Linked DNA regions of Homo sapiens: region 1 is linked to region 2. Evidence: read pairs that join two places in POLR2A ChIA-PET (ENCODE). Cell type or tissue: PC-9. All regions are shown on one strand. Each heading gives the region's core, and the rest is flanking DNA. Links, peaks and the distances in the headings are about the cores only.

Evidence for each region. ChIA-PET counts read pairs that join two places held together with the same protein. Peaks named below come from ENCODE experiments on the same cell type or tissue, not always from the same donor. Only the 100,000 strongest peaks of a DNase experiment are listed, where the experiment ranks them.
Region 1: POLR2A ChIA-PET joins it to region 2 with 6 read pairs; 3 of 35 experiments call an interaction of 5 or more read pairs at or near these places.

The regions. Positions count from the first base shown.
Region 1 is chr3:55,693,151-55,706,068 of GRCh38, reverse strand. It overlaps ERC2 (ELKS/RAB6-interacting/CAST family member 2), which reads left to right. Exons shown (of 18, transcript NM_015576.3): 16 at 6,557-6,691. Among named protein-coding and RNA genes, the nearest start is that of ERC2-IT1, 40 kb to the right of the region's middle. In PC-9, for the core only: no CTCF peak of the experiment used is centred there; no DNase peak of the experiment used is centred there.
Region 2 is chr3:55,630,339-55,643,256 of GRCh38, reverse strand. The region is part of intron 17 of ERC2 (ELKS/RAB6-interacting/CAST family member 2); the gene reads left to right. Among named protein-coding and RNA genes, the nearest start is that of ERC2-IT1, 23 kb to the left of the region's middle. In PC-9, for the core only: no CTCF peak of the experiment used is centred there; a DNase peak (open chromatin) is centred at 6,326; H3K27ac peaks cover 3,790 bases.

The DNA of each region.
Region 1 (12,918 bases), core at 2,147-10,146, 64 kb before region 2:
CCCATCTGCCCCATTCCCTGGCCAAGTGTGCACCTGTGGCCAAAGCAAGACCTCAAGCCGAGGAAGATGCACGGGCTCCTGGTGGGAAGACAGCAGCACATCCAGGACTGTCCATCCAAGCTGCAGACAAGATCTGGTGTGGAACAAGAGAATATAGGAGGGACCCTGACATTCTCTGCAACAATTAAAAATAAAATAAAATAAAATAAAAGTGCTTAATGAGTAGGTATAAAAACACCAGCCAAACCTTCATGATGATCTACTAAATTTCTGTCTGTAAATAGGGACCGAGAGAGAGAGCCACCTTTAACAAAGTTGGGAGGGAGAGTCCGACCAGTGTTCTGTTCTGCTATAGAGGAGGGGCAGGAAGGATGGATCAGCTGAATGAATTTGGGGAGATCAGACCAGTGCTCAGGGAAGGACTGATGCTATAGCAGTGGATTGTGTAGATATCTGTAAACACACAGATGCCAAGAGCCTGGCCCATTTTCCCAGAGATGTTACAGTGTGACATGGGTGAGTATATGGCTGTGGCTCTGTCTTAAATTCCTTCCAAATGCCACAGGTTGATGTTATTTTGAAAAATAAGGTGGTGAATTTTCATCTCACATACATTTCCTGCTCTTTCCACATCCAGTAAAGGAATGAAGGAAGCCCGCACACATACACACACTTGCATATCTCACATTTGGTGTTCTAGTTCCCCTCATTGACCTGCTTTCCTCTCAAGGTGATTGGAGGGCCACTTTACTGTGCGATCTCCCCAGTGTACTCTCCTTATACCTATAGCCAAGCCAACTTTCAAATCTTAACTCAAGGGGCGTTTGACCCATGGAGCCTTATTTGATGCCTCTGCCCTCAGCTGGAGGGGATCTGTTGCCTCTGAACATCCATTTAAACCATACCCTTCTCTCCTCCTCCTCTTCTTATACGGTTTTATAGTCAGGCTTCTATTTCCTCATGTCCTATTCATCTTTGCCTCACCCCTGCACCTGGAGTGGACCTTACCCTTCATGACACTGCTGTAGGACTCTGGAGTCAGACATCTGGGTTTGAGTTCTGTTCTTCTACTCACTAGCTGAATAGTTATGGGCTTAGTTTCCTCATCTGTAAAAGAGGGCCCCAAGAATAGCCATCTCAGGAGTGAGGATTCAGCAGGAGAATGCTGGCCAAACACTTAGCCTGGCACATAATTATTCTTGGCATCATTGCAGTTGCAGATGTTCAGTAAGTGTTGAGTGAATTTCAGTGCAGTGTCCACAGTAGAAGCCTTTACATCATTTATTCTTACATACTCCCAGAAAGTTCCCCAATGCGGCACATTCCTTTAATAGCTTCTGCATCCTCTGACTTCATTTTGTCCTCCAACTGTGACCTGAGTGCTGCAACTTAGATTCTACTCAATTATGATTCATTGCTATGTGAGTCTAGTGGATGGTCAGGAAATCTCTCCTCTCCTAGCCATCCCATTCTTGTCTGGTTTGCTCATCTTTTACTTGGAGACAAGAGCTGTTCACCTTGCTCTGATTAGGTGGAAACAAGACAGTAGAAGAGTTCCTGAACGTTTGGGATTTCCCTAGTGGGAAAAAGGGACAGAAAAGAAAGCCTGATAGAATAAAACAGTAATTGCTATTGTACAGTATTATCTCCATATCCCATAGCAACAGATCTTATTATATTTTTTTCTATTTAAACCGTATTCATGAAGGTTTTATCGTTAACTTGATCCAGATGACTGATCAAAGCAAAGTTTGTTATTGCCACCTTACTAAAATATTTTTAAAAGCAGTTTTAATTCAATGTGTTTATCACTCCATATTGCCATTAGGCTATTGAGTCTATTACTAGTCGATCAAGGATTTTCATTTTGTTTCAAGAGCTCCTTGGATAAACTCTTCAGAAATGTCAAAAGAGTTGGAGTATCTGGCACCTTTTCACAGATGGTGCTCATCAGATATTTTAGTTAATGGATAAAGTTTCAGTTTTCCATGTTTGACTTTTGGCACTAACAGAGGTTTTCTAAAGGCTCCTGCTCCCCCAAACGCTAGGGGATAGTAAGAAATGAAACTAATAACACCCCAACACCCCTTATTCTTAGTGAGGTAAGTAATCAGGGAGGTGGTAGAGTATTGCACTGGGTCCAATTAGCTAAGGAATGGCATATTTCTTGAAGAAGACCAATTCGACTTGCCTAACAGCTCCAAAGCTATGCACATACTCTTCCTTCGCCACTCCCAAGAATTACAACAAACAAAAACAAATAAACAGGAAAAGTTAAACTGCCACATCAAAAGTTAAATACTCAACTGGCTCATCCTAGACTCCCATCTTCCCTCTTATGTGTTCCACAGTAGCCTGTGTGCCCTCTCCATCCATCCATTTTTACACTCATATACTTTGACACACTTTTACTTACAGCTAAGACATGAGACTCTGCACTAGATGGAGAGTGCAAGGGCAATCCACACATAGTATTTCCCTCAAGAGATTTTCAACCTAGTGGTGGAGAAAGCCAAGTGAACCTGCAGTTAGTTACCATTGGTTCAGATAAGTTCTGTGATGGCAGAGACCCAGGGGGGTGGCTACAGGATTCTGCTGAAAGCAGTGGAAGAGGCGGGCTTAGGAAAGTTGTCTCTGGAGATGATGGCATTGAAGCTAAGACCAGAGAACTAATGGATATAACTCAGGTTTAAGGGGTAGAGCATGAAGAGCAGGACCGAGAGAGAGAACAGCATGTCCCAAGGCTGGGACAAGGAGACTGGGAGGTGTAACTCTGGAAGTAACTAGCAGTCACCTAGCAAGAGATGCCTAAGCATGTCAAAGACCCAGGCTGTTTTCCTGAGTGTGGCGGGAGCCTCCCAAGAACTTGAATCCAGGGAGGAACAGAAATCTGATGTCACTCTGGCTATGGAATGTGTTCAATGGGAGGTGAGAGTGCAGCAGGAGAGCTGTTAGGAGGCGATGGCCCCAGAGAAATAAGGTGGCGCCTTGAAGAAAGAGGAAGTAGAAAATGAAATCTGATTAGATTTGTCTCCACAGTCATGACGTAATATAGTAAAAAGAGTATAACACAGTTAGCCAAAGGCAAAGGTGTCTGGTCAGCAGTTTGGTAGACACCGCAAAGGAAATAAAAATGGGCCTCAGTGAATCGCTAAATGAGTCCCTGAGTTCCTAAGTGCTATGCTGTGGAAAGCAATCCCTCTCCAACTCTATATTAGTTTTCCTGGGTGTTTAGTTTTGCCTGCCCAGAAGATTTGCTGCTTCAGGCTTTTCAGCGGGCACCTCAAGCATCTGAGGCTACAGGGCTGTGGACCATTATGTATGGGATCACCTGGTAAGTTGGCCTAGAGTTATTTGAACAAACAGTATCCCTGTCCAATCCTTGTTACAAATTTCTGTAGTTTTTCTTTCATTGACTGTTAGGGAGTGTTATTTGTGACTTCCTGTCCTTCCAGACCCTTGTCTATGTGTAAACCGGTATAATTGGGTGGGGATGAAGCTAGATAGTGCAGACTTAAAAAAAAAAAATTTAAAAGAGATCCATTTTAAATTTGACAATTAAAGGATCAAGATTGGTCAAACTGTTTTTATAGGAGAGAACACCAGCAACTAGCCGGTAAGAAATCGGTCACAGTTTAGGGGATATGTTACAAGCAAGATAAATAAAAACGGTCTAGAGTATCAGACCAAACTCTCATTTTTCATCTCTGTTTCACACTCTTCTCTTCCAGCCCAGACTAATCAAAAGAAGCCTCTTCCGCTCACAATTGCTCTGTGTACATTTCCCCCAGATCTGGTATTCACATGAACAACGTGGTTTATTTATATTTCAGCACCAAATTGGAAAGATGACATCATTCATTTACAGTCTTTATCCCATGACATGCCTACTCTCCAACACCTCATTTTAGCAGACACATTTAGGACTGCATATAGCATCTTGTTTAGCTTGTACATTCTTTTATGGGATACAGTTCAAAGGTAGGGAACTTTAGGCTTGTTGCTGGTAAGAAAATAATCTCATAAAATCACAGGAGCTTCCCCAAAGGATGAGGATATTACGATGTTTACAATAGCAGAATTATTATTTGTTCATTTAGGCTCCATCCTTCATTCTTGAGCGAGTCCCTTCCTTCTTGCCCACAGCAGATCTTACAGCTCCCCTCAGGCTCTCAGAATTCTATTTAGAAGAAACAATTCCAGATTTATTAGTTCATGAGTTCAAAAGTACAGGATCCTGACAATACTGGAATTTTAGGTGTAAACGCCAAATTTCAGAATCTCATGTGCAATGGCAGGCTGGCTGAGGGGAATCTCAGTACTTAGTCTGCAGCAGCTCCACTGACCTGCTCTTTCTCACAAGGCATAACTTGCCCATTGGGTCTTCTGACACTTTAAGTGGACAAGTGAAGGATGGAAATGCTCTCAGCTGCCAGAGGTTGCCTGGGATTTTTTATTTAATTTTAAGTGGCTCTTTCCCTCTATTTTTATTGTTTTTATTCATATAGACAGTTTTTTTTTAACATTCACTTTGGGGCCTTTCAAATATTGTACACATTTTTAAAAATGGAGTGAGTAAATCATAAGACATCCTCTGGCAGATAGAATTGGGATGTGAGGTGTTTCCAAAACTTAACAGAATCAAAGCATTTTATGGGAAAGTTCTTTCTACCTGTTTAGCTGTTTGCCTTTTCTGCTAGCAGCAAGACAAGGAAAAAAGCCTAGAGATTGAGAATTGGATGACCCAGAAAATCTCCATGTTCTATGTCAAGAAAGAGACTCTTGGGGCTGAAATCTACACCTTACTTTTCTAGCTGCCAAATGAGGATAGTAATAATTGCTCCTGGGAAAGTATTGAGAATAAGTTAGATTGTATGTGAAAAATACTATTAAGAATGCACAATGTTAGGTCCAGACTTTTCTTTATTGTCAGTGTATTATTTATATTACATAATAAAACTCCAACTGGTTGGAGGCTCTGCCAACCACTGACTTCTGGCTCTCTGAAAGTATTGTTGGTTCATTGTCATCTTGAGCCACCAGTGGGATTGTTATGGCAACTCATGAAATGTCCTCAACTCTCCGTGACCTTCCCTGCTGAAAACAAACATGTAGCTTGTCTCTAGGATGGCAGCATCCCTCAAAATCATGGCCCCTTCATTCTTTTGGTCACTCATTACAGCAGCATGTATTATATATCTACATCTGCTAGGCCCTATGCGAGATTCTAGGGAGAGGCAGATGAAAGAAATAGCTTCAAGGTCTACAGACATACGGACGGATAAATCTGTGGTTATAGAGCCATGGTATGCAGGAGGCACGTGTCACCCAGCCTCCAGGACAGGGTGAGGAAAAGGCTCCTAGATTAAATAGTTTGAGTTAGCCAGACATAGAAGTTAAAGGTGAAGAAAGGGGGCTAGGGAGGCATTGCAAGCAAAGGAAGCAGCACATACAAAGGAGGAAAAATGTCTTACAGCAAACAACAACAGCAGTAACTATAGTAATGACAGCATTTGACTTTCATTGCCAGTTACTGGACTGACACTTGAAGTCCATCGTATCATTCGCTCCTAGCGGCAACCCCGAGGAAAGAGGCACTATTCCTCTCATTTTAGAGTTGAGGAAATTAAGGTTTATAAATAGTTTACTCTCTTAGGTTCACATAACCAGCAAAGAGGTGGAGCCAGGACTTGAATCCAGGCAGGTCTGTCCTCAAACCCTCATTTCCTGACTTTCTGAGCTGGATAATTTTGTCTGCTTTTTTCCCGTGGTCTTTAGGCATTTTTCTAGATTCTGAGAGCCTGTCAGGCCAACTCATCACTGGTCCATTTCTTGCCCTGCATAATAAAGCAGTACACTTCTATTGCATTGGGGGTTTAACCATGACTCCAAGTTGCCTCATGTGACAGGCATCGTGGATTGTAAATTAGAGTGGTCAGTTCTTTTCCCATTGACTTTGTACCTTTTGCTCAGTTCCCTTAAGGAACAAAATCGGTTAAAATGTCCGTAGAGAGCCATTTCCCAAGAAGTCATCATAGCAGTAAACCATCTCCATCAGTATTTTTGCATTTGGCAGCGTTCAAGTGGATTTTTCTGCCTTGTCTTGTGAGACCATTGTTTATCTGTAGTTCTGTGTTTCTACCCAGCCCTTCCCATCTTTCCATACAGGACTTCCATCTCCAGCTTGCTCTAGAGTGTTGGTCTAGAGTCTCAGTCATAATTGTTGCAATTGCAAGCTCACCTTGGATCTCTGTGATTGCTTGATAATGTAAAGCAAAGCACCTTAGAGTATGTCCATTTTTTCCCTTTTAAATCACAAGAAGGAAGTACATTAACATTTACAGATGTAACATAATAGCTTTAAGGATGTGACAGAGCTTTTTTCACCAAAGTTAATGTCATGGTGCTTTCTTTATTAAGTTTCAACTTGACTAACAGTGAAAATTCCTGAATTAGGAACAAAGGGATCCCTATAGGTACTGTAATTATGCCCTGAATCTCTTTGACTGATCTTCTGGCTCCTGATGGAATCTTCCTTGGTTTTTGTTCTGCACAGACCCAGAACAGAATGAAGTTGATGGCAGACAACTATGATGATGACCATCACCATTACCACCACCACCACCATCACCACCACCATCGATCTCCTGGGAGGTCGCAACATTCCAATCACAGGCCCTCTCCGGACCAGGTCAGTTTCATCGCTGCTTACCTCCAAGACCCCTTTTACCCTTTAGATATTTTAAGATAAAATAAATAATCCTCAAGAAATAATAAACATCATAAAGTGATACGTTCTTTGAACTGAAACTAATAGCTTTGGTATTTATTTCCATCAGTCAAGGAATCTAAATGTTTTTCTTTCTCCTTCCTCTTTAAGGTTTTGTCTTTTCTTGTTTATGTTATGCATTTTCTTTCCTCCCCTCCTTTCTTCTTTCATAGATATGTAGTCTATTGCTGGCTCGGTATCTCATGGCGGGTTACTTTGGAATGTCTCTTTCAGAGTTTTAAGAGAAAGCACTTTGTTTCCATGAGCTTGGCAACCAGAGAAGCCTTGAGTTCGCTGAGCACTTTCCTAGAAAATTCTTTAGTGATGCAAATTAATGGTGAGGTAAAACAACAAGGAGAGAAATCCGTTTTGCCTGCGTTTTAGCCAGTGAAGTCAAGGAGTCTGGTTTATTTGATTTGGACCCTATCTCCTCCCTTGACTAAGTAACGCATGTGAAAAGATGGATTGACAAAAACAAAAACCGCCTGTGGTTTTACAGCAATATTTACATTCACCCACCAAATGCAAAAACTATTTACAATGTTTAGTATTAAAACTCTTGAAGGTGAATTTTATGGAAATTAGGAAATTAAATGCAAACTAGCAGGATAATATAGTCAATATGAGCAATATTTCTTACTTTGTTGTACTAAGATTCCTGCCTCCCCCTGCCCCCGTTTTTGGTGATCCTAGTGTAACTGATACATTTCCATAGATGGGAGCAATAGGTAACAAAATAGAACCATCTGGATAAGTATGCACTCCTTTGGATATGGCAGGGTGAGGGGTTGTCAGAATTACCTGTGTGAAGAGGCAGTTTAATTGTTTGCTGGGGGAGGAGGTACTTGTGATGCTCCGAAAACTTTTCACGTGGCTCTGTTTCCTTTTCACCTCCTGTTGCTAGCATCCCAAAGAGGTTAAGATTTGAAGTTTCCAAGATGTTTTACCTGGAGTACAAGTCCTGGGGGAGCTGTTTATATAGAACACAGCATTAGAAGTTCTCCTGGGAGCTGTGCAGTGAGGCAGCCAGCACCAGGAGGCTCCCCAGCCCCTGAGCTTGACCTGACCTTTGTACCTGGAAGCTTTTGCCCTCCGAGACCCCAACATTGCTGAAGGTGTTCACACAGAAAAAAATCTAGATTTCCGAAGCCAAGTACAGACAGGGCATGATTTCATGTTTTAGCTCCCAAAATATTGCTCTTGATTTGGAGATCTGAAATGTGGAGAGAGGTGTCAATTTCATGTCATTATCTTGTATGTCTGTGTTTTGGTTTTATTTATTCAATTACCACCCTTCACCATCACCACCACCACCACTACCACCTCCCCACCTCTGCCTGCTCCAGTAGACCTGGCATCCTGCTAACTAAACCAACTCGTTCTCATTCCTGGTCCCTGCCTTTTTCTCCTTGGCATTCTCCCAGATAGGGTGAGTATGAGGTTTTATTGGTGGGAGCCTGCAGTCCCCACTTTGGCCATTCATTCTGAGCCACACATGCTAGAAGACCATCCTGAGTTCCCCCACTCAAACCCCAACAGAGAGACAAAAACAGAGAGTACCATAAGAGTAGAAAGAAGGATTTGGAGCCAAGTCAGGGGAGTAGGTCATCCAGGGACCTGCTGAGATAACAAACCAGCTTGTCTCATCACAGAGACACATATGCTCATATGTTCTACTGGGAATGAGGCACTAGAGCACATCTATCTGCTTTGTGAATGGTATTTCTTACAAAAGCTAGGCTCCTGCTACTTTTCCAGAGAGGTGTAATCACAAACTAGGGTGTCTTGTCCACTTGACTGACTCTTATGTTTGTCCACTGACACTAGAGTTTGTCATAGGGTGGTGTCCTTCCCAGAAGAGTTAGCATTCCTTGAAGAGTGTCTGGCTAAGCCACGTTGTTGAGACCTTTGGCACATGTTTCTCACTGCTACTGTTAGGAAGATGGTGATGGTCTTTCACTTTCACATCCACCATCTCAGTGAACACTCTAAGCAACCCATGGACATAGAGGCAGTTAACCTCATCGCCTTCTCCAGATGAGAAATCTGGAGCCCGGGAAGTGGGTGAATAGGCTGGAATCCTGTTCCGAGTTCCTAACCTAATTCCATGGCAGCCACTATGTGGCACTTGGGGAAGAGCATGATGGACAGAACCCCTGTCTTCAAGGCATTTGCTGTCTAGCCCTAGAATAAGAATCCAGGTTGTCTGATGTCTTGTTCAATTCTTTTCTGGTTCATGTCAATCAGAACAAGGCAGATAAAAGGTAGCTCCAACTTAATTAGGGGCCCATACCTTAGAAACTTATTCTGCAGTGGGGGTCACTGTGAAAGTAAAATACCCTTGACCACAAGGATATTTTTGTGGTTTTAAATTGAAGTCATCAAGTCAGTAAGGCTCCTTTGCTAGACTTTTTTAATTAGAGAAGGAGAGATTAAGCAAGGAACCCTAGTGTGAGAGTAGGTTGGCACCAGTGCTGGAGATGGCTATATCTCCTGAGCTGGATGCCCCTTTTGACTGGGCATCCCAGGTCTAGTGGAATGATACCTTGTCCTATACTGGAGATTTGAGATTTGGTAACCAATAACTAATATATCAGTATATGTACTGTTATAAATCTAAGTCCCAGAATAAAGTCGTTATCAATGGATAATAGTTATCAATAGTTATCTTTCCCAATTGATTACAAACCCTACACTTAATTGTGTAGACCACATACACTAATAGATACAGGGTACATATGAGTATATGTTTCTTCTTAGGAGAAAAATGACAGCCATATGAAAGCATGAGAGTCCTAATAATGGGGTGATGTGGATGAGATTTTAACTAAATGTTCATAATGTACATAATGTTAGCTGACCTGACTTAAAGGGGAAAGGTCTCTTTCAGGGATTCCTGATTCCCTTTCTGTGAATCTTCCAGCCCTGGCCTTCCTGTGGCCTTAAAGGCTTGACCAACAATGACTTATGGAAGAAGGGCTACAAAATGTTGATATTGCCTCTTGAACTTTATTAAGAGATCAGAACACATGAAAATGGAGAAATATGAAAAATCATTTGCCTTGTTACTTTTCCAGAAAAACTCGTTTTACCTTAGGTAATTCAATTACGTGAGTATTGCCAGGTACTTACAGAATTATATTCTTTTTCCATTTCTTCCATGTTTCTTTCTCCTTCACTATGATTTTTCTTGCTCCTTAAGAGAAACTGAATCCAAGTATTATAAGTCTAGACTAGCATTTCCCAAAGTAACTTTTAGAACATTAGTCCCATGAGGAAAGCCTTGAAACAAAGATTCTCTGGGCAAAGTATTTTGTGAAAGTGCTCCATATTACAACTCTATCTTCGAGCGTCCTGGGGCAATTAGTAGATCAAAGGATCTAAAAAGTCATATAAGAAAGAAAGCTCCCCAATTTAATTTAATCCAGTATTTCCCAGACTTATTTGATTGTAGATTTCTTTTTTCTTTCAAGTAACATCTGTGCTGTAAGAAATATTGTTCTCAGAGTATCAGGTGAAAAAAGAGACTACCCATTTTATAACATGACTGATCCAGTTTCCAGCAGTATTTTTTATCAGAAGGTGGGATTTTCCGGCAGCTTCTTGCTTTGCACAACCGAAAATGGAAGTGCCTCTTCCATTCATTTCCTGGGATACCTTCTTAAAGGCAATAATATCTGAGAAAGAGTGATCCCACCAATAACCCAGTAGATCTAAACTAAGGGAGTCATTAAGGTTGAGGACCCAGGATATCAAGAATAGTCATAAATACACAGCCCTTGAGGGATTACTGAGGGGGTGGGAAGATTTGGAGAAGATGTAAGAGAAGTCAGTGCAGTGTGGCAGCTCAAGAATCTAGCCCCCTACCTGAGAGAGAAGCTTTTAATAGCTGGTGGGCTGTGACCCCCAGGATGGTCACAGCCATTGAATATGTCCAAGTAGAATATCTAGACAAATCCCAGTAATGACTTGGGAAATCCTTCAAAGCAAGAAGTGGCCATGGGGGCAGACAACAAATATTTCCCATGACACAAGCTGCTGGTGTGTTTTGAGAAACAATAAAGTCCAAAGAGTAAATGAAACATGCTGGAGACACATTAGAGATTTTTCTTAGGTTACCAAGATTGATTTCACAAAGCCAAGTAGAAATTCAGCTTTTCCTAAATGTTCTCTGTATCTGTTGTCATCAGTCTCATCTGTCATTTTCTTTAAATAGCATCTCCTTCTCTGCCTTAAAACATATCAGTGATACCAAGTCTTTCTACTTTCCTTTTTCTAGGCATCATACAAGTTTTACTGTCCCAGTAAAAGTCATATTTTATTAAGCTCATTCCATTGGCTCCCAGGTATAGACTAACCTGGTGAATAAGAAAAGCACAGCATCAGCATGAGGTCCACACCCCAGCCAACTTAAAATGCCAGGCACCATGCAGGCTACCCTTTGTGCATCTAGGACTCACATTTCTCTTCCCGGGTCTTGGGTTGGGTGTTAGGTCTTCAAGGACCCTGATCTCACTGCTTGTTTGTGCAAAATGTACTTCTATGTGTTAAAGCACTTGCCGCTCTGATTCTAGTTGGGAAGGGCCTAAATGGCAAAGAACCTAAATATTTTGGGGCTGGAAACCTCAGAATAGGTGGCCACTTTTGAAAGCCCAAGAGAAAACTCTTCTCTCCTCTTCCTCCTTCATTGAATGCAAATACTCGCTCATAGGTGTTGGAGAGCTCGAGGGATTTTGACCACCTTTGAGACTTTCTGATAGTATTTAAATTTTAAATTTCACATTTTACTTACAGAAAACCAACTTCTAAATGAGGGCTATGAGTTTAGGAGCATGGAGACATGATACTTATGTGATCAGTTACAGAAAAATTTGGTTGAATTTCACATTTTATATTCAGATTCTTTGTCCCATGTTCACACATGTCTGGCCCTTACGAGGTACTCTGTAAATGTCTGTTGAATGAACTGCTCCCATAGTAGCTTCGGGAAGTAGGAAGGGCAGATGGAAGTATCCCCATTGCATAAATAAAGAAACTCAGAGGTTGTTAATGATCCAGAGTCACAAAACTGAAAGTCAACAGGCCCCAGATGAAATCCTGAGTCTCTGAGTACTATACATTGGTGGCAAACCCCTTGGATACATCTATGCAACCACGTGTATTTATGATTGCACAACTATGATGGATCCACTTATTCTTGAGTGCAAATGTGCTTTTTCCCTTTCCCATGGAATTGTAGTAAATTTTATCCTATTTTGTTTATTTTCCAAAATTGAATTAAATGTCATCTTTGCCGGGCGCAGTGACTCACACCTGTAATCCCAACACATTGGGAGGCTGAGGCAGTCAGATCACCTGATGTCAGGAGTTCGAGACGAGCCTGGCCAATGTGCTGAAACCCCATCTCTACTAAAAATACAAAAATTAGCCGGGTGTGGTGGTGAGTGCCTGTAATCCCAGCTATTTGGGAGGCTGAGGCAGGAGAATCACTTGAACCTGGGAGGTGGAGGTGGCAGTGAGCTGAGATCGCGCCATTGCACTCCAGCCTGGGCAACAAGAGTGAAACTTCGTCTCAAAAAAAAAAAAGAAGAAAAAATATGTAGTCTCATCCATTCTCTTTCCATTTGCCCCAGCTTTCATTGTCTTTATTTCCATTCTTCTGTTTTGTGAGTTTATTCCTTCCATTTCCCCCCATTTTACCTGTTCCCTTTTACTCTTCTCTATTCCTGCTGTCCCTGTGCCAATTGCAAACTCTCCTGCTTCTATGGAATCACCAGAATGAGATCCTCAAGTAGTGGAGAGACTGGCCCGGGGAGGGAGGGGAACTGCTCTGGGTCACAGAGGGTTCTTGGCAGTGGATTGCCAAGACTCACATTCCCTTGCTCACTCTCCCCTGAGCCTCTGAACATGTAAGGATCTGGAGCAAACCATGCCCCCAGAGCAAAACAGAGGATGCTTTATTCTGCTAAGGGCTGCTGTCAGATCAGCCAGGGTGCTAGGGGTACTTTCAGAGAGTGACTTTTCTGTGGTAGAAGCTAGGTTTTCCCTATTGCATTCTGAACTTTAAGGTGTCTGTCCATTCTATGGATCTTGTCCTAGGAAATTGATTGCCCTAATCCTAAATATTATCCACTCTACTTGGTAATTTC
Region 2 (12,918 bases), core at 3,087-11,086:
AGGTGAGCCTAGATTTTTAAAAAAAATTTTAAGTTGCATTCTAAATCTATGATGATTGCCAATCCCATTTTTAAATTTACATTATAATTCTCTGAAAATATTCCTTTAAACAAAACACTTTGATCCTACCAAGCAGTGTCAGGAAGACTGGCTCCCAGAGCCCCATCCACAGCTGGGTCCTGCAGAAAAGTTTCTCCAGACTGGGTAGCCACTGCCTCTAAAATACTCAAGAGTAAATTTAGTAAATTTCCGTGCTATATTTGCCCATGAAAATATAAAACCAGGTAAATAAAGTGGTAACAAGATTTCATAATGATTTCCTCTTTAGGCAGATAGATGCATACATACACTTGTATATATGTGACTTTCAGTGTAAAAATATTTTTTTTCCAGTAAAGGAAAATATTGCCCCTCATCTATTTCTGAACTGCTTAGTCTTGAGAGTAAAACACTTCTAAATCCATATACAATGTGAATTTAACAAGCAAACTCCTCCATTCCTCTCCCTTCACCCCACCTGATGAGATATTTGGCACACTTTGGGATGACATAGGAATGGCACAGTATCATTATGTGGAGAGAGCAAATCAGTGTAGAAAACAAAATTGGTCAATTAAAGCTGCGATCTGGTTGGGCACAGTGGATCACACCTGTAATCCCAGCACTTTGGTAGGCAGGCAGATCACTTGAGGCCAGGAGTTCGAGACCAGACTGGCCAACATGACGAAACCCCATCTCTACTAAAAATACAAAAAATTAGCTGGGTATGATGGTGCATGCTGTAGTCCCAGCTACTTGGGAGGCTGAGGCACAAGAATTGCTTGAACCCCAGGGGCAGAGGTTGCAGTGAGCTGAGATCATGCCACTGTACTCCAGCCTGGGCGACAGAGCAAGACTCTGTCAAAAAAGAAAAAAAAAAAGAAAAGAAAAAAAAAAAAGCTGTGATCTGTGGAAAGCGTAGGAGCCAGAGAGAAAATCTGGGCGAATGTGCAGAGAGACTGAACTTAGCCTATTTCCCTGGGGAGAGAGAACATGCTCACTCATGAATGACAGTGGGATATGGCTTTTCCTCTTTGCCTGATAGTGTAAGGAGGAATCTCTGAATTACTTACAATCCCCAACTCTATACATTCCTCATTGTTTATTCATTCAGCAAATATTGAGTGCCTATCTTGGGCCAGTACTATGTTAGTGCAGCACACAGTGTCTACTCACTAGGGTTCCTCCTTCCTGGGAGTAAGGGAACATTGCATGTCTCCACCATGCAAATGATTTCTGGCCAATAGAATTTGAGTGGAAGTAATGGGCTACTCTTCACCTTAAAATAGTCTTTGTAATCTTCCTTGTGCCCTCTGAAGACATTTAAGACTACTTGGATCAAACTGAGAAACGTAATGGGCTAGTAAGATGGATGGAAAAGATGGCTAGATGGTTGAGTATGCAGTTTACAAAGGCACTAAGGCACCTAAAGTTGAAATTTCTGCTCTTCTTTTAACACCTTATTCATGATAACCAAAACAGTAGAAGGAAAAGGAGAGAGGCATCAGTAGGGAAGGTTCCTGTGCTGCAAGAAATAGGAACCTATACAGGCTATCTGGATCCTAAAAGGATACATAATAGTCAAGAGTCTTGCATCAATTCAAACTATTTTTTAAAAGGGAAGGAGTGTATATTGGCTTTTTTTTTTTTTTTTTTTTTTTTTTTTTTGAGATAGAATCTTGCTCTGTCACCCAGGCTATAGTGCAATGGCGGGATCCTGGCTCACTGCAACCTCTGCCTCCGAGGTTCAAGCAATTTTCCTGCCTCAGCCTACTGAGTAGCTTGGATTACAGGTGCACGCCACCATGCCCAGCTAATTTTATTATTTTTAGTAGAGATGAGGTTTTGCCACATTGGCATGGCTGGTCTCGAACTCCTTACCTCAGGAGGTCTGCCTGCCTTGGCCTCCCAAAGTGCTGGCATTACAGACGTGAGCCACCATGCCTGGCCTATATTGGCTCTTATATCTGAAAAGTCAGGGTATAATGACTTCAGGTATGGCTGCATCTAGGGGCTAAAAACAATGGCATTGGGTCTCTGTCTTTCACCATCTTTTGGCTTTGTTTTCCCCCAAGGGGATTTCATTCTCTAGCAGACTTCTATTGTAAGATTCCCCATAAAATAGAAAAACAGCTGCTGACAGCCCCAGATGCTTATATAGCAGTATGGACACCCCAGATGTATGGAAGCCTCTTTCTCCCCTCCGATGGATTGTCATTGTATCAACTTTTGTCGCGTTCCTATCCATGAACCAATTACTATATGGCTAAGAAATAAGTTATTTTAATTGACTAGTCCTATGTCGTGTTCGCTCCCCACAGTCTGAGAATGAGAGAAGTGTGAGTCCCCAAAAGAAAAATCAAAGTACTGTTACAAAAATAAATTGTACTGAGTAATGAACAGGCAAAAAGAACGTCTCCTACAGGGCTTGTTGAAGACCTGCAGGGACTGTTGTGGAGTTGAAGGGCTAGAGGGGTAGCTGAGCTACACAGGACTCCATCTGGGGAGTGGAAAATCAGGATGTTTGTCTTCTACTTTCTCATATGGTCTTCTGTCCCCTCTCATTCAATGTTCTTTACCTTCCTCATGCCCTTACCACAGCCTCCGTGTTCCCACAACCTTATCATGGACTGGTTCAGTCTCTTGGAATCCCTCTTTCTCAATCTCTAGGGGAGGAAGCTCATTAATCCATCTCAGAACCAGGTCACCTGCTACATGGCACTGGCCAGCCTTATAGATGTATTTGCCTGAAGCAGGAGTCCTAACTTGGTACAGTCAACTCTGTACAAGTTAGGGCAGATCAAGCTGTCTGTGGGGTTTCTCTTTCCAGGGCTGTGCATAAGGTAGGATCGTTAGAAAGGTGTGGCAGAGAAGGCAATAATATATGTCAAGAACAGGCAAAAACTTGGGCAGAATCAGGCTACAAGGCCATTCTTGGAATGTGAGCCTTGTAGAAAAACCTGGAATCTCATTCCTTGACAAAGACAGATGGACCAAGAATGGGCTATCAAGGAAGCAGGAAGTCCAAGTTAGTTACCAAAGAGGATGACAGAAAATCAAGGCAAGGGTGTGGCTGCACTAACACAGCCACAGACTTCTCTGCGGGGGAGGTGAAGTGCAGCCACAGGACGTGTGAATTGTGGCATCTTTCAATATCATGCAGAGCAAGCTTCCCCAGGCAGCGCTCGTTAAGCTGCTCCCTCCGACATTGACATAGCTTTCCCTGGGGCTCCTGCCCTGTGTGGATCTGCCTCCTTCTTATTAGAGGCAACGGTGAGACTTTGAGTGTCGCACCACCTCTTCTCCCTCAGCCTTGGTCCAAGTGTGAAAACATCTGCTTCCTGCCCTTGATAAACTCATCGGCAACACAGGGGTTTAAGTTAATTTTATTAGAAATGAAAATTAAACATGTGTGCATGCACATGTGCGTGTGCCCACACGCACACATACCCCACAAAAACCAAAGTATCACACATTCAGGCAAGTAGATTGAATTAGGTTTGGTTGGGTTAAAAGCAAGAGACAGGTTTTCTAAATATAAGGATCGAAATCAGCCAAGGTATTTACACAGGAAATCTTTCCTGACTGACGTAGATTTAAGCAACAGAGCTTTCAGGCCAAGCTAGGATGTTAGATCTCCCCCAGTTATTCACTTGTTTGTTCATTGATTCAACAACTATTTCTGTGTCTATTTTGTGCCAGACAGTGTGTCCCAGACTCTTCTTCCTCTTTGTCTCCAGCCTATACTTTCTCTCCCTCCTGTAGGCTCCCCAGGCTTCTCTGTGGCTCATGTCCTGGTCCCCAGTCTCCTGATTGTGAATACATTGTCTTCGCTGGCCTCAGATATTCCTCCCCTGCAGTTCAGCACCTGGATTTCCAAGACGCATCACCACACCCTTGAGATAGTTCTCTCTCTGTCCATTTGGGGTTGGGACATGCTAGCACTACTTTCCCTGTGGATGAAGGTAGTGCTCTTCTCCTACCTGGTCTCCCTAGAAGTGGTGACACATTTTCATACTGTCTGAGTATCAGATTCTGGACACAGCCAAAGTCCTCTTTGACCCAGCCTACACACTTCTTTCAACTCTTTGTTTGAGAACTTCCTCCACCTCTATGCACATATGCAGAGTTAGATAGCTCACCGACCCTGAATCCAATGAGCAATTTGCCTGGTTTTGAAGCCATTTCTATAGGGTGTTCTCAACGCTCAGGTATTGTCAAGGGAGATGTCATAGGTAGTGCTTTTACCAGGTACCATTCATCTTATTGTCTTTGAAACCAAACCCTGTGCTGTCCACCATCTCCACTAAGATAAGATGGAGGTCATTCTGTGAAGGTTGTAGCTGTACCAATAATACTATTCTAATGTAGTTTGGTGAGTAGAAATAAAGAACAATGCGTAAAGTTTTCCTGATTTCCTTTTAGTTTTTAGAACAAAGTGGTAGTGATTAGCCAGCCCTATCCACCCTTAAGGAAGTCAATTTAAAACCTGGTAACCAGCCAACAACATAAAAGTATTTGAATGCTGTGTATTTATTAATTAATGTATTTACTTGGGGGATGGGCAAGGACTCTGGTTCCTGTTCTTATGGTGCCCTTTAGCAGAAAGACTACAGACTCTAACGTGACTCTTTGGGGAATCTCTCTGAAGTAGTAAGTCATTCATGGCCAACATTTTAATTGAAGGTAATAATAATTCCAATAATATTATTAAGAACCACCATTAGCTCAGGAAGGACTAAATTCACTGACGTAATGCCAAAGCTATGCACAACGATGACTGCTTTGCCGAGCCCCTCGGGGAATAACTTTCATAATCCATTGAAAAGTTATGAGCTCCTTGTGCTTGCACCAAGAAAGAACTCGACATTAACCATTTGAGAAGCCATGTAAAAATGGAGAAAAAGCTACTTGTGCTTTTAACAGCTTAATTAATGGCTGCAAATGGGGTTAATTCTCACAAAAACCCCATGGAGGAGGTTGGGATGTGTGTTGACAATGGAAAATTATCCTGATTTTATAGGTGAGGGCAGTTTCCAGACACTAGGAATGAACATGGTCAGGGGGAAAGAGAAAAGATGACTTTTTGTTGTGGGAGGAATGGGGCCCTGGGCCAGCGGGCTCACTGTCTGGTTTGGGACAAGGGAAATCATTGTGTGGGGAGAAATGAATGGAGTAAGAGGAATCTGGCTTAAGAGCCTAACAGAATTGGGTTCAATTATTGCTTTTGCCATTTGTTAGCTTTCTGACCTTGGGCTAAAAGTGTTAACCTTTCAGATCCTTAGTTTTATCATCAATAAAATGGGAAAAATAACAGTAGCTAACTTGAGTCAGAGGGGTCAGTGAGAAAATGCATGTCAAATTCTTAGCCCATGTAGATAGCTACTACTATCTAGTATTCACATTATTTTTCTTTATTAACAAATTCTACAAATATGTAATAAACACCTACAGTGTGCCAGTGACGATGCTCGATAGAGAGAGCAGGTTCTTTTGACTTGATTGTCTAGTAGGGAGTTAACAAAAAAAACTAAACATATCAATAAGTAAAATGCTTGCAAATTGTACTGCATTTGAAAGCTGGCTCCAGTGAGTACTCAATGCATTCAAGCTGCCATTTGCACCCAGGGGCAGAGACTTGGATTTTAGAGTTTGCAGTAACTTGGGTTTTAGAGTTGAGGAGACCCCGGTCAGCCCAGCCTGGATGCCAGTCTCTGCTCCCAGTCTGTGCCTTCACACAAGCCCCTCATGCCTTCTGAACTCCACTTCTCCCTCTGCACATGGGCCTGGTCCCTGGCAGTGCTTGGAACCTGATGAGTCCTCAGCAGGTAGAGATGCTACCTAAGCGCACTCCCACCCATCCTTTGAGCAGCTCTGGTTCATGCCTTTCCATATTCCACAGTGTGTTTCTGTACTCTCCAGGTGAAAGGGAGAATGAGAAGGAATTACATTTCTATTTTTCTGCCTAGACATAGATGAGAAAGTTTCTATCCCCAACTCTGAGGATTTGGACAAAGGAGTGCTATCATTGGTTTGAGAAAGAAAAGAAGGGGAGCATTCCAGGAGGACCTTTGTCCTGTCAGGGCCTCAGCCACAGGCCTGATCCCAGGAGGAACTGGGTGCAACAGGCTGTTATACTGGATGGGCCAGTCCCCAGGAGAGGGACAGGAAGACAGGAGTGAACGGGCACACCTGTGAGACCACAACAGGTCCTGGCAATGGTCGGGAAGTGTGTGACAGGGCACAGTGAATGATTGGAGAGAAGCTAGGAGGGACTGACTTCTCATGGCCTCCTAGCTTCCCTTGGAGTGATTTGGTCTAACACTAGGCTTATAAGTCATGACTGAGCACTTATTTTGCAAATCAGGTCTGGTTTGTCATTAGCAAGGTAGGCCTTTAGAACAGAGGTCTGCAAACCGTAGGGCTGCGGGCCAGATTCAGTGCCCTGCCTGTTTTTGTAAATAAAGTTTTGTTGGAGCACAGCCACACCTCTTCGTTTATTTTCTGTGGCTGGTTTCATGTCACAACACAGGTAAATAGTTGCGACAGAAACCATATTGCCTGCAAAGCTTAAGATATTTACTTGCTGGCTCCTTACAGGAAAAGTTTGCTGACCCCTGATTTAGTGTATTATAGTTTGGGTAGGAAGAGATTCAGTCATCGATGCACTCATTTGTTCATTGAACACATGTAATTATTGATCATCTAAGGTGCTCTATGCACTGTGCCAAGCCCACAAAGTGTCCCAGGTGCTGTGCTCAATCTTATAACAGCTGTGTGAGGCGATGATGTTATTACCCCATTTTGCAGGTGGGGAAATGGAGGCTGAGGGAACGTGAATGATTTCCCCAAGGTTACAACAGCAAGGAGCAGAACAAGGACTGGAACCAGGCTTGTTAGTCTCCAGACTCTGCACTGTCAGCCTTACTCTTTGACAGTGTGTTCCATGTTTGTCCTTATTCTGCCCTGTGAATATGGATTACTGTGAGAAAGGAAGAAAGATTAAAATGTTGAAAATACATTTTTATAAATCTCTGATGGAGGCTGGGTGCAGTGGCTCATGCCTGTAATCCCAGCACTTTGGGAGGCCGAGGTGGGCGGATCACCTGAGGTCAGGAGTTCAAGACCAGCCTTGCCAGTATGGTGAAACCCCGCCTCTACTAAAGATATAAAAATTAGCCGGGCATGGTGGCACAGTCCTGTAATCCCAGCTACTTGGGAGGCTGAGGCAGGAGAATAGCTTGAACCCAGAGGCGGAGGTTGCAGTGAGCCGATCACACCACTGTACTCCAGCCTAGGAGACAGAGAGACTCCATCTCAAAAAATAAAACAAAATAAAATAAAATAAAATAAAATAAAAATAAAAATTAAAAAATCTCTGATGGGAACGATTGCTATTTAAAGTGATGGATGAGTGAAGTTGCCACTTATTTGGGAGAGCCTCTGCTGGGTTGAGATGATTCTTCATTATGCGTGTTTCTAAACTTGAACTCTAGTTGCTTTAAATGATATCAGAAAATCATCTGAGGCTGGGCGCAGTGGCTCACACCTGTAATCCCAGCACTTTGGGAGGCCAAGACAGATGGATCACTTGAGGCCAAGAGTTCAAGACCAGCTTGGCCAACATGATAAAACCCCGTCTCTATTACAAATGCAAAAATTAGCCAGGAGTGGTGGCGGACGTCTATAGTCCCAGCTACTTGGGAGGCTGAGGTACAAGAATTGCTTGAACCTAGGAGGCAGAGGTTGCAGTGAGCTGAGATCGAGCCACTGCACTCCAGCCTGGGTGACAGAGCGAGACAAAGAGACAAAAAAAAAAGAAAGAAAAAAAATCATCTGAAAATGTTTTCCCTCATAATGATATGATTTCACCACTAATGTTTATAAACATTAAAATGACAGGAAGCATTTCCTGTTCCAACCTGACAGAGATCTTGGAGGATTTGTCTAAATATTCGCATACCTTTAAAATAATCAGCAGATGACTGTCTGGATAAGAGGTCAAAAAAAGGATTTGTAGAAAAAAGAAATAATAGGCCGGGCACGGTGGCTCACGCCTGTAATCCCAGCACTTTGGTAGGCTGAGGCAGGCAGGCAGATCACGAGGTCACGAGATCAAGACCATCCTGGCCAACAAGGTGAAACCCCGTCTCTACTAAAAATAAAAAATTAGCTGGGTGTGGTGGCATGCACCTGTAGTCCCAGCTACTCAAGAGGCTGAGGCAGGATAATTGCTTGAACCCAGTAGGCGGAGGTTGCAGTAAGCCGAGATCGTGCCACCATACTCCAGCCTGGCTAGAGAGTGAGACTCGTCAAAAAAAAAAAAGAAATAATAAAGTGAGACAGGTTTTCCCTTTGAGAACTCTGAAGTGCTATGGGAAAGGGAAGAGTTGCCCTCCTGCTTTAACAGGTTAAAAATGAACCACTATTAGTGAGCAAAAGTGAGATTGCGTTATCCTTTTAATGCTCATTCTAGACACAGCTTTTGCCAGCATCTCCATGTGATAAATGCAAACCAGAGTTTCTAATTGGAAATAGGAGAAGACCATCTTAGCCGAATGGACCACACTTCCTTCTAATGACTATGAAGATGGTTTAATCTTACAGTCTAAGTAGAGGTTCTACTGACAGGTTCTCGTATGAACTGATTAGGCTTCCCCCGTAGACATTTTTATCAGACTGATTCATTCCTCTGGAAGAATGCTGGCTTTTACGTTTTTTTAGAAGAGATTCTAAATGGCTTGTCAAGATTACATCTTTCATGTGAATCTCAGCCAGGATTATGTTACAGCCGGGACTGACAATATTCAATAGGTAGAATTTGGCCAAGATCGTAGAAATAGAGCAGGCTGGTCCCAATAAATAGTAGGAGCATGAATGTATGGTTTACATACATCCCAAGTAGCTTCAAGGCAGTCTGTGCATTGGATATCCTGGGGGAATGCATGGATACATAAAGTGTAATATTCAAGGAAAATAAACTCAACTTTTGTCTAGTACTTATGGCATGGGCAGATTCTTATAAACTGTCTTCGTGTCTGGGGCATTCTGTGACCTGCATTCCTCACCACCCCTTCAGAGCTGCCTGAAAACCACATACATAGGAAGAGGAGGGAACCAGACCCTTTTGTGCTAAGCTGCCCTAATGCAGAGGTCTCTGCTGCATTTGATATGTGCTGACAAACTGACCACATCTGAAGGGGCTGCTTTGGAGTGGCAAGTCCCCTGATCTTGGAACACAAATGAAGTCTCTATAGAGGCCATGTGGGAGGTGGGCAGAATATGTGGCATTTCCCACCCGGGACCCTTGACTCCCAGGCATGGTGTGTTTTGTGATGAGAAACGAAGGGGACTGGAGGGATGTGCATCAGTCAGCTTTGTGTTGATTAAAAAGAATGAAGGATGAAATCATTTAAGGTTTAGTTTTGCTTTGAATGAAATATGAAAGGAGAAATATATTCACTCTTCCTGGACTCAGCAGAATGTAAGCTCCATAAAGGCAAACATTTCACCCATTATCCTCACTGCTGCAGCTCCAGAGTCTAGGCCAGTGTTTGCAAATAGCAGGCACTCTATAAGTATTTGCTGAATTAATGAAAGGCCATTGAGTGTTCATGTATGTATCTGCTTTCTCAATACCTGTTAAATAAACATCTATTATATGCCAGGCCCTTGAAATAAGGAGCAGTCCCCGAGAAGCTTACAGCCCAGTAGAGGGAGACAGATATGCCACTCAGTGTTTTTCCACCTTTTCAGAACCTTCGTGGGGAAGGGATATAGAGTTATTTTATAAAATCCTAGACCCCCTAGAAAAGGTCATGTGAGGGAGTCATCCCTCCAGAGACCCTACTGCCTAGTGTTCTTAAAGCCCACAGTGCAGGTTTTGCTGGACTCAATTCTGTTTGTTCATTCACTCACTCATTCATTCAGCAGACATTATGGAATGCATTCTCTATGTCAGGTACTCTTTCAGTTGCTGGGGGTGTTCCTAGGTCCTTATGTTCTACCCTGGATTATGTTATCTGGGTGCTTTCTTGCATCTTTTCAGCAAATATTTATTGTGTGCTGATATCGGTCAGGCACAGTACTAGACATTGGTTACTTATCCTAGAGCTCACAAAAGCCCACCAAAGAGGGAGGTTACTCATGTGTGCACTTCCCTATGCCTAGGAGATAATAGGCAATAAGGCTTCTCTTGATTAGATGGATAAATAGACAGGTGGACAATGGGTACTCTGGAAAAAATAGTGACAAGGTCATAAAATGGGAAGATCACATACTAGGAATTTGAACACTTGTGGTTTAGTCCTGGCGAAACTAATTTGGGACCCTTTAGCCTCTCAGAAACAGCTAGCTGACTAACCAACTTCCTTTCTTTCTTCTTTCTTCTCTTCACTCCTTCTATCTTCTCTTCCTTTCTTTCACAGAATTATATTGAGGATCTTGGTGTTAATTGGGGTGAGAGATGATATTGGTCTAAATTATCCCCAAGAATCCTACCAGCTCTAAATATTATGATGTAATGATGGTTTAGGTGAGTTACATCTTCTTTTGAGTCATCCCAAAGTTCTAGATTAGGACTGCAATCATCTCAGGCTGCTAAAGATCCTATAGGATGGAGTGGGGGTGGGACATAACACATGGCCAAGCCAGATGTCTTTGGGCCACCCCTTGGGCTTCCACTGAAACCAAACTTAAGAGAATAGAGAGCTGGATATTGGGGGCAAAAGTCCTTGCCTCCTTGTCTCCATCTCACCTGGTTTCCCAGAGCCTGACAGCCTTCCAGCAGTGAATTAAGACCAGATTCCTGGAAAAAAAAATATGAGCTTGAACCTCATGGTCATCCATACCCTGGTACCCTGGGCCTCCTTGCTTCTCTTCTCCAATCAGTTAGTTCTCAGGTACAACTGGACCAAGATGAGAAGCTGATGTTCTATAGGGATCCACAGTGTTAATTGCCACTTGGCAGCTCTGCAGGTTGGTATGTATATGGGCACACATCACATATTTCCTGTTTGGCCAAAGGATCAAGACTTCCCCTGCTGGTGTGCATAGAGGGAACCAGCTGTTTGGCAGTTCCTCCAGCTCATCTGCCCAGTGGGAGTTCATTCAGAGAGTAACTCAGCACAGTATCAGGTGTGAGCAAGACTCAGTGCAGACTCCAAGGTCAAGCATCCTTGGTTGCAATCGCAGTTCCTCCATTTATTAGCTATGAGACCTTGGGCAAAGGACTTAATATCTCAAAGCATCAGTTTCTGCATATGTTCCAGGGGAGATGATAAGAGGGCTGACCACTCAATATTGTTGTGAAAGTTGAATGAGATAATAGAAGTGGAATGCCACACACAGGGCTGATAGAATAGATACATGGTAAACAAATGGAAGCACTTTTTAATTGTTATTGTTGCTCTTTGTGGAATTCTCTTAGAAGCCAACAGTGTGGATTTGAGAGTGATAAAAATCCCCACATCTTTATCCAGCCACCTGTCAGGTGATGGTTGGTGGCTGGCCAAAAGCTGTCCATTTGGTCACAGTATTCTGGAAAGAGCATTCCAATGACTCTTCCCACCTCCTAAATTTTCTCAACCTTCTTTTCACTGCTGAGAGCCCCTGACTCCACAATAGGAAGAAACCAAGTGGGAGTTTAGTTGAGTGTACACTGTAAAGATGGTCCATTTAGTTGGCAGAGCTAGAGTTTTGGAGGAGGAGTTTGAAACTAGCTTGTAACTTTCAGTGCCAACCTGGAGGTGTCAGGCAATATTTTTCCTTTCTTCCTGGAAGGTCCACAACCTCCTCCAAGGGCAATCTCCTGGATTTCACTGAATTGGCTGTTATGTTTGGAAACCAACTTGTGCATCTGAGCATTTAGGGGAAAGCTATTGACTAACCCTTGCTCTTTTTCAGCCTTTCTTCCTTTTCCCAATATTTAGGAGCTTGGCCAAAACAAAGAGCCCATTGTGTCCCTGGTACAAGCACCAGAACTCAATTAAACATTCATTGAGTCTTAATTAATTGTATTAAGGTTGGGCAATTCCCATTGCTTGGGGAAAAAAAAAACCCCAAATACTTAATTTACTCGCAATGTGGTGTGTGTCCCCTAGTATTGAACTAAACCACCATGAGACAATCACTTACTTAACAGAAACTAGGGCCTCAGCCTGGGAACTAATTAGCCTCTCTTTCTCTATATATAGCTATCTTCACCACCAGGACCATCTGGAAGTTGTTACCTTCCAAATTCTTTCCATCTATTTTTTTTTTTCCAAACTGATCATTACTGCCATGATTCCTTCTTTCTTATTTTTATGTTACGTGACTTCCCACTCTTAGATTCTCCAGTGTTATCTAGATCACAGCCCGGATACTCTGGGTATTTACTCTCTGTTTAATTTTCAAGTGGCACACCTATTTTTATGTACTTTTCCCAGTGGCAGGAAAAAAAGAAAAAAATCTTTGTGTAAAACCTAGAGGCGGAAGCAGGGATGACTGCCAAGGAATTTGGGCCTATCCAAGTTGACGGTGTGTCCACCAGGGAGGCCCGTGAGCTCTGTGAAGCCCCTACAGTAGTGTCTTTGATGGCTGCAGACACATGAGGAGGTCTCAGAAGGACCTGGTTTCTTGCCCAACTCATTGAGCAAAAAGTACCAGTATAATCTGCAAAAAGTACCAGTGTAATCTCCCCTTTCTCCCCACAGTCAGGGTCTACTTTGCTTTGAGAGTCAGTAAGGAAGTATAAAAACTGTCTTATTGGCCGGGCGTGGTGGCTCACACCTGTAATCCCAGCACTTTGGAAGGTCGAGGCGGGTGAATCACCTGAGGTTGGGAGTTCGAGACCAGCCTGACCAACATGGAGAAACCCCGTCTCTACTAAAAATACAA